Linked DNA regions of Homo sapiens: region 2 is linked to region 1. A link is an interaction called in ENCODE POLR2A ChIA-PET data of the cell type or tissue named here. Cell type or tissue: Panc1. All regions are shown on one strand. Each heading gives the region's core, and the rest is flanking DNA. Links, peaks and the distances in the headings are about the cores only. Region 1 has its middle 5.3 kb from the start of RHPN2. Region 2 overlaps CEP89 (centrosomal protein 89).

Region 1 (4,389 bases), core at 277-4,276:
TTTTGTATCATTTGTAAAGATACAGTTTCACCATGTTGCCCAGGCTTGTAATTCATTTATTTTTAATCCACAATCACTTCCTCCCTATATGTCAAAACACTTTTCCTTTTAAGTACTAGGGAAGAGTGTAATACAGTATAGTGTATAGCATAGCATCAGACAGCCCTGACTCTGCCACTTAGGAGGCTGGTGACCTCTGAGGCTCAGCTTCCTTCTCTGTAAAAAGGGGATGATAAAGTACCTACCTCACAGGGTTGTGGGAGAACTGAGCTAATGCATGCAGTGTACTTAGGACAGCACCTGGCACGGAATAAGTATGCAGGAAATGACAGCTATGTGTAAGAATTTATTGTAGACTGGGCGCGGTGGCTCACGCCTGTAATCCCAGCATGTTGGGAGGCTGAGACGGGCGGATCACTTGAGATCAGGAGTTCGAGACTAGCCTGATCAATATAATTTAGCCTGACTAAAAATACAAAAATTAGCCAGGCATGGTGGTACATGCCTAAGATCTCAGCTACTCGGGAGGCTGAGGCAGGAGAATAGCTTGAACTCAGGAGGCAGAGGTTGCAGTGAGCTGAGATCACACCACTGCACTGCACTCCAGCCAGGGGGACAGAGCAAGACTCCATCTCGAAAAAAAAAATATGTATATATATATTTAGTAAAGTGGGGAAAACTGAGACTGTGAGGGCCAAAAGGGTGTGGCTAAGGGGACTTTGAGCCTGCTGAACTTGATGTGGTCCTCTCTAGTTGGTGTTCCTCCATGGCACCAAATGGCTTAAATTTCTGAGAATTTTAATTTTTTTTTTTTTTTTTTTTTTTGAGACGACGTCTCACTCTGTCGCTCAGGCTGGAGTGCAGTGGTGCCATCTCAGCTCACTGCAACCTCCACCTCCCGGGTTCACGCCGTCCTCCTGCCTCAGCATCCTGGGTAGCTGGGACCTTACAGGCGCATGCCACCACACCTGGCTAATTTTTTGTATTTTTAGTAGAGACGGGGTTTCACCGTATTAGCCAGGATGGTCTCGATCTCCTGACCTCGTGATCCACCCACCTCAGGCTCCCAAAGTGCCGGGATTACAGGTGTGAGCCATCGCGCCTGGCCAATTTTTTTTTTTTCTTTATAAGACAGTATCTTGCTCTGTAGCCCAGGCTGGAGTACGGTGGTGTAATCTTGGCTCACTGCAGTCTTGAACTCTTGTGCTCAAGAAATCCTTCTGCCTCAACTTCCTGAGTATCTGGAACTGCAGGCATGTGCTACCACTCCTGGCTTTTTGTGTGTGTGTGTGTGATGGAGTCTCACTCTGTTGCCCAGGCTGAAGTGCAGTAGTGCGATCCTGGCTCACTGCAACCTTCATCTCCTGAGTTTAAGAGATTCTCTTGCCTCAGCCTCCTGAGTAGCTGGGATCACAGGTGCCCACCACTAAGTCCAGCTAATTTTTTGCATTTTTAGTAGAGACAGGGTTTCACCATGTTGGCCAGGCAGGTCTCGAACTTCTGACCGCAAGTGATCCCTCCGCCTCAGCCTCCCAAAGTGCTGGGATTACAGGCGTGAACCACTGCGCCCGGCCACTCCTGGCTAATTAATTAAATTTTTTTGTAGAGATGGATGTTTCAGTATGTTGCCCAGGATGGTCTTGAACTCCTGGGCTCAAGTGATCCTCCTGCCTTGGCCTCCTAATGTGCTGGGATTACAGGTGAGAGCCACTGGGCCTGGTAATTTCTAAGAATTATTTTTACAAAAATTGCAAAATGGGCCAAGCATGGTGGCTCATGCATGTAATCCCAGCACTTTGGGAGGCCGAGGCAGGTGGATCACCTGAGATCACGAGTTCAAGACCAGCCTGGCCAACATGCTGAAACCCCATCTCTACTAAAAATACAAAAAATCAGCAAGGCGTGGTGGTGCGCGCCTGTAATCCCAGCTATTAGGGAGGCTGAGGCAGGAGAATCACTTGAACCTGGGAGGTGGAGGTTGCGGTAAGCTGAGATCGTGCCACTGCACTCCAGCCTAGGCAACAGAGGGAGACTCTGTCTCAAAAAAAAAAAAAAAAAATTGCAAAGTTGAGTTTACTATTTGCAGTGAATTTTATTCATTCAAGGATTATCTTATAATTTCTGCATTTAATTTGGCAAACTTCATCAGATTCCCCAAGAGAGGATGTTATTTCAGGCTGCCCTCAAAAACCAACATTCCTTTGTCAACAAGAAGGTCTTAGGACGTGACACTTGAATTTTACTTGGAGGAACTGGGTCCCTGGACAGGCACCCAACTGGGTCCCTGGACAGGCACCTGCTGACCTAAACCAGATGGTAAAATGAGACTTAACAAAACAGTTGTTTGCAGTTGAGATTTTAATCTTTTGCATAGCTCAGAAGTTCCCACCCAACTCTTTTGTTAGTAGCACAGGGGCTCATGGGTGGTTCTTGTTGCACAGACCACCAATGGGGTTGACAAATAGGAGGTGAGATGCTGCTGTCCTGTTGGGTCAGCGGCGGCAGTTCTAATTGCCTGGTCAAAGTGGGATCAGAGATAAAAGAACAGACCTGTGGGTACCAGTGCAATGAGTCATGAGAATGTCTAAAGATGTCTGGTTCTGCGCAGATGTAGCCCCAAGCACTGACACTCAGATGGCTCACATGGCCAGGAAATGCCCCGCTGGGACTTACACAGAGAGGAGCCCGTTTTCCTCTGAAGATGCTCAGGAGGTAGTCTTTGGGTGGGCTGGTGTGTGTTTAACACCACGCGTCCTTTTCTTACTCTTCATCCTTTTTATTTTTTACATTATTTATTTATTTATTTACTTACTTATTTGAGACAGAGTCTTGCTCTGTTTTCCAGGCTGGAGTGCAGTGGCGCAATCTGGGCTCACTGCAACCTCTGCCTCCCGGGTTCAAGTGATTCTCCTGCCTCAGCCTCCTGAACAGCTGGGATTACAGGCACATGCCACCATGCCCGGCTAATTTTTGTATTTTTAGTAGAGACGGGGTTTCACCATGTTGGTTAGTCTGGTCTCAAACTCCTGACCTCCTGATCCTCCTGCCTCGGCCTCCCAAAGTGCTGGGATTATAGGCGTAAGCTACCACGCCTGGCCTATTTATTTATTTATTTTATTATTACTATTTTCTTGAGACGGAGTTTCGCTCTTGTTGCCCAGGCTGGAGTGCAATGGCGCGATGTTGGCTCACTGCAACCTCTGCCTCCCAGGTTAAAGCAATTCTCCTGTCTCAGCCTCCTGAGTAGCTGGGATCACAGGCCTGTGCCATCAGGCCCAGCTAATGTTTTGATTTTTTAGTAGAGACGGCGTTTCACCATGTTGGTCAGGCTGGTCTCATACCCCTGACTTCAGATTATCCATCAGCCTCGGCCTCCCAAAGTGCTGGGATTACAGGCGTGAGCCACCGTGCCCGGCCTATTTATTTATTTTTAAACAGGGTCTTGGTCTGTTGCCCAGGCTGGAGTGCAGTGGCAACGATCATAGCTCACTGCAGCCTCCACCTCCTGGGCTCAAGGAATCCTCCTGCCTCAGTCTCCTGAGTAGCTGAGACTACAGGCATGCGCCACCATGCCTGGCTGTTATTTTTATTTACTTATTTATTTGAAACAGGGTCTTACTCGTGTCACCCAGGCTGGAGTGCAGTGGTGTGATCTCGGCACTCCAGCCTGTGCCTGGTCTCTTCTTCCTTTTTAACAAAAGGAACAACTCAAAAAGGCAATGATATCTGGCTAGATTTAATAATATATTTTGCCCTTTATTGTATTCACTTTTATGTTTCTCCTCTAACAGGGAAAGTATCACTGGTTTTCCCCTTATGGTTGTGATATAGTTGCCTTTTAAAATAAAATTTGGGCCAGGCACAGTGACTCATGCCTGTAATCTCAGCACTTTAGGAGGCCAAGGCAGGAGGATCACTTGAGCCCAGGAGTTTGAGAACAGCCTGAGCAATATAGTGAGACCCCATCTCTACAAAAATTTAAAAATTAGCCAAGTTAGTGGTGCACACCTGTTGTCCCAACTACTTGGGAGGCTGAGGCAGAAGAATCCTTCAAGTCCAGGAATTGGAGGCTGCAGTGAGCTATAATCATACCAATGCACTCCAGCTTGGGCAACAGGGCGAGACACTGTCTCAAAAACTAACTAAATAAATTTAATTAATTTGTTTAAATAAAGTAATTTAAAAAAAAGATTATTGGCCAGGCGTGGTGGCTCATGCCTGTAATCCCACCACTTTGGGAGGCTGAGGTGGGAGGATCACTTGAACTCAGGAGTTCCAGCCCAGCCTGGGCAACATGGAGAAACCCCGTCTCTACAAAAAATAAAAAAAAATTAGCCGAGTGTGGTGGGGCATGCCTGTGGTTCCATCTACTTGGGAAGCTGAGGTGGG
Region 2 (4,389 bases), core at 190-4,189, 110 kb after region 1:
GATTCTCATGCTTCAGCCTCCTAAGTAGCTGGGATTACAGGCATGCACCACCACACCCGGCTAATTTTTGTATTTTTAGTAGAGATGTGGTTTTGCCATGTTGGCCAGGCTGATCTCAAACTCCTGACCTTAAGTGATCCACCCGCCTCGGCCTCCCAAAGTGCTGGGATTACAGGCGTGAGCTACCGCGCCTGGTCTTATTTTGCATTTCTCTAATGGCTAATGGTATTGAGCATTTTTTTCATGTGCTTATTTGTCATCTTTATATCTTTTTTAGTAAAGCATCTGTTCACATCTTTTGCCCATTTATAAAAATTGGGCATTCCTTGTTGGTCACAAGTCCTGTTGCAGATCTAAGAACCATCTTGGGAAGGCCGTTGGACTCAGGATCATGTTCAGTTGGAGGCAATGACATTTTTCATCCAGGAGACGTAAGCAGAGACCTGGGTGAAGACTGTGGGTTTCCTGGAGACATCACAGCCCTGGCTTGTTTTCCATTATTGCATCCTGAGGGTTCATTATATAGTATCAATACAAGTCTTTTATCAAATATGTGATTTGCAAGTCTTTTCTCTCTATCTATGGCTTGTCTTTTCATTCTCTTAAACAGTGCCTTTCAAAGAGCAGAAGTTATTAATTTTTATGAAGTCCAGCTTACAATTTTTTCTTTTATGGATCATGCTTTCAGTATCTCATATTGAAGAAATATTTACCTAACCTAAGGTCACAAAGGTTTTCTCTTATATTTTCTTCTAGAAGTGTTATGGTTTTCGGCTTTACAGTTAGGTCTGTAATCCATTTAGAGTTAGTGTTTGTAGATGGTGCGTGTATTAGTCCGTTCTCACACTGCTGTAAAGATACTACCTCAGATGTGGTAATTTATAAGCAAAGGAGATTTAATTGACTCACAGTTCTGCATGGCTGGGGAATCCTCAGGAAACCAACAATCATGGCAGAAGGGGAAGCAGGCATGTCTTACATGGCGGCAGATGAGAGAGAGCGAGCATGTGAGAGCTCAGAAGAAACTACCATTTGTAAAACCATCTGCTCTTGTGAGAGCTCACTATCACAAGAACAGGATGGGGGAAACCACCCCCATAATCCAATCACTTTCCTCCTTCGACACATGGGGATTACAATTTGAGAGGAGATTTGGGTAATGGCACAGAGCCAAACCATATCAGTGTGTAAGGTATAGATCCATGATTTTTTTTTTTTTTTGCATATGGAAATTTGATTTTTCCAGCACCATTTGATGGTAAGGCTATTAGTTATTTATTGCTGTGTGACAATTGCACCAAAATGTAGTAATTTAAAACAAAACAGCAGCTGGGCGTGGTGGCTCATGGCTGTAATCCCAACATTTTGGGAGACTGAGGCAGGAGGATTACTTGAGCCCAGGAGTTCCAGACCAGCCTGGAGAACATATTGAGACCCCATCTCTACAAAAAATATAAAAATTAGCCAGGTGTGGTGGCGTGTGCCTATAGTCCCAGCTATTCAAGATACTGAGGTGGGAGGATCACTTGAGCCCAGGAGGTTGAGGCTATACTGAGCTGTGATTGCGCCACTGTACTCCAGCCTGGGCAACAGAGTGAGATCGTCTCAAAAAAAAGCCCCAAAACCAAAATATGAAAAATGGTGGTTTTTATCCCACATCTGATTGATGCTCTTTTTTTTTTTTTTTTTTTTGAGATGGAGTCTCGCTCTGTCGCCCAGGCTGGAGGGCAGTGGCGCGATCTCGGCTCACTGCAAGCTCCACCTCCCAGGTTCACGCCATTCTCCTGCCTCAGCCTCCCAAGTAGCTGGGACTACAGATACCCGCCACCACGCCCACCTAATTTTTTTTTTTTTTTGTATTTTTGGTAGAGACAGGGTTTCACCATGTTGGCCAGGATGGTCTCCATCTCTTGACCTCATGATCCGCCCTCCTCAGCCTCCCAAAGTGCTGGGATTACAGATGTGAGCCACTGTGCCTGGCCGGGTCTTTCTTATATGATTTGTTAGGTGGGGTGTGGAGCAGTGCCCAGCCAGGGCTAATTATTCCCCAGTACCCAGGCCAGACCTTTCTGAGTGCTGCACCCGGCATCTTGTGAATGATAGGTTTCTCCAGTCTTCCTGGTGGGAGCAGCTGCCGTCTTGGGCTGTATGTAAGCACCTGGCACTGCTCCTCTGATCCTGGTGAATGGTTCTTCCTCCACTGTCTGGTAATTTCCTCACACTTGTGTGCTGCACTGTATCCCGCTGAAACTAGGGGACCTTCTGCAGATCTCCTCGTTCTCTCTGTGCAGTTCTCTCCTTTCCGGCACTCTATCCTACACATTCTCTCAGCTCCATCTCTGCAACTCAGGGAGTCTGCCTGGCTCCACCCATTCCTCCTCCCTGTGCTGTGACCTGGAAATTTTCCTAGGCAGCAAGCTGGGACGGTGGTCTTTTGTTTTGTTTTACTATTTTTTTTTTTGAGATGGAGACTTGCTCTGTTGCCCAGGTTGGAGTGCAGTAGTGCAATGTAGGCTCATAGTAACCTCCACCTCCCGGGTTCAACCGATTCTCCTGCCTCAGTCTCCTGAGTAGCTGGGATTACAGGTGCGCGCCACCACACCTGGCTAATTTTTTTGTATTTTTAGTAGAGATGAGGTTTCACCGTGTTAGCCAGGCTGGTCTCGATCTCCTGACCTCGTGATCCACCCACCTCGGCCTCCCAAAGTGCTGGGATTATAAGCATGAGCCACCGCGCCTGGCCTTGTTTTACTTTTTTAGGCAGGAGGGTAAATCTGTTTACTCTAACTTTCCTGTAAAATATTCCTGAGTAATTCACAAGTATTTTTAAAGTCCCCTTTTAAATCTTTTAGTCTTTCTATATCTCATTTTCTTTTTCCATTCTGATCTTCCATTCTAATAAGAAAACTACTTGAATGTAGGCTTTTGTGTCTGCCTGGATTAGAGGCCCTGTTCTACCTCCTATTGGCTAGGTAATCTTTACAAGTCATTTAATTTCTATGGAAAATGGGATGACAATAATATGTAGTCATACAGTTGTGTGAGAATCAAATGAGATTGTCTGATGGCCTGCGGTAGATGATGGGTGCAGAGTAAATGCTCAGTCGACACTGTCCAGCAGAAGGTAAGCCTTGATGAGTTTATGTACCTTGTTCAGCATTCACCTGGAATGTTCATGTCTCACTGTCTCCATGGGATGTTTTTGTCCGCAGATCTGCTCTGGCAGCAGCCATTCTGGCGACAACATTGACTGGGCGGACGGTTGCTATTCCTCAGCCTCGCCAGAGGTCCCGGTCTGAGAGTGATGTGAGCAGTGTTGAACAGGACAGCTTCATCGAGCCCTATGCCACCACCTCACAGCTGAGGCCTCGGTAGGTACCAGATCGCCGCCTCTGCTTCCTCTGAGAGTGGAAGAGGGGCAGGCTCAGCCTGGTCTCTACGTGTATGTGTGCATGCGTACATGTGTGTGCATGTGTACCTGTGTGGGTGCGTGGGTGCTCATGCATGTATTTATGACTAGAGTCTTAGTCACTGGGTTTTCATCACCAATGTCAAATGGACACTGTCCAGCAACCTAATTGCTCTGCGATCTGGATTTCCTCCATAGTGGATCTTGTTAGATTTTGACTTGTATGGGTCCTGGCCATTTTCACAGCGGCACAGAGCTAATGAATTCAGCGCTGCTTCCAGCCCTTAGTAAGTTTCTTTGTGCAGCAACCTGAACAGTGAGAGTGGTCCCTCCTTACCTCTCACGTGTATCTCTGGACATTCACATTAATTTGATCTTCTTGGCAGCTGCAGTTTAGCCTTTTTTCTTCATCATCTTTTCCTTTGTTGCTTGTCCTGGGTTTGAGCTGACACAGGGCTAGGGGGTCAGGAAGGTTTCCTCCTGAGGAAGAAAGGGTCAAGGGGAGAGCTTAGGATGTACAGGAATCATCTAGGAACAGCTCAAGGGCTAGGCATGATCTTTGTGGGGCTGGGATGAGCTTTCCAGACAGAAACGAGGGAGTGTGACACAGGTGGCAGTGGAAAGAGGATGTTTGGGATGCGAGATGGGGCTGGAGGAGTGGGCAGGGACCAGGCTGGGGGTGCCTTTGGTGTCCTGTTTAGAGGGTTGGTGTCTGCCTTTGGAGTGGTGGGAAGACACTGGAGGTCTCTAAGGGTGCATGGGGCAGGGATGGGAGTAGGGATCCACGATCACATTTGTCTGTTTTTTTTTTTTTTGTTTTGTTTGTTTTGTTTTGTTTTGTTTTGAGACAGAATTTCACTCTTGTTGCCCAGACTAGAGCACAATGGCACAATCTTGGCTCACTGCAACCACCGCCTCCTGGGTTCAAGCCATTCTCCTGCCTCAGCCTCCTGAGTAGCTGAGACTACAGGCACACGCCA

The links. Peaks named below come from ENCODE experiments on the same cell type or tissue, not always from the same donor. Only the 100,000 strongest peaks of a DNase experiment are listed, where the experiment ranks them.
Region 2: POLR2A ChIA-PET joins it to region 1 with 5 read pairs; 8 of 35 experiments call an interaction of 5 or more read pairs at or near these places.

The regions. Positions count from the first base shown.
Region 1 is chr19:33,068,015-33,072,403 of GRCh38, reverse strand. No RefSeq gene overlaps it. Among named protein-coding and RNA genes, the nearest start is that of RHPN2, 5.3 kb to the right of the region's middle. In Panc1, for the core only: no CTCF peak of the experiment used is centred there; a DNase peak (open chromatin) is centred at 2,583; H3K27ac peaks cover 4,000 bases.
Region 2 is chr19:32,958,882-32,963,270 of GRCh38, reverse strand. It overlaps CEP89 (centrosomal protein 89), which reads left to right. Exons shown (of 19, transcript NM_032816.5): 3 at 3,213-3,371. Among named protein-coding and RNA genes, the nearest start is that of CEP89, 11 kb to the left of the region's middle. In Panc1, for the core only: no CTCF peak of the experiment used is centred there; no DNase peak of the experiment used is centred there.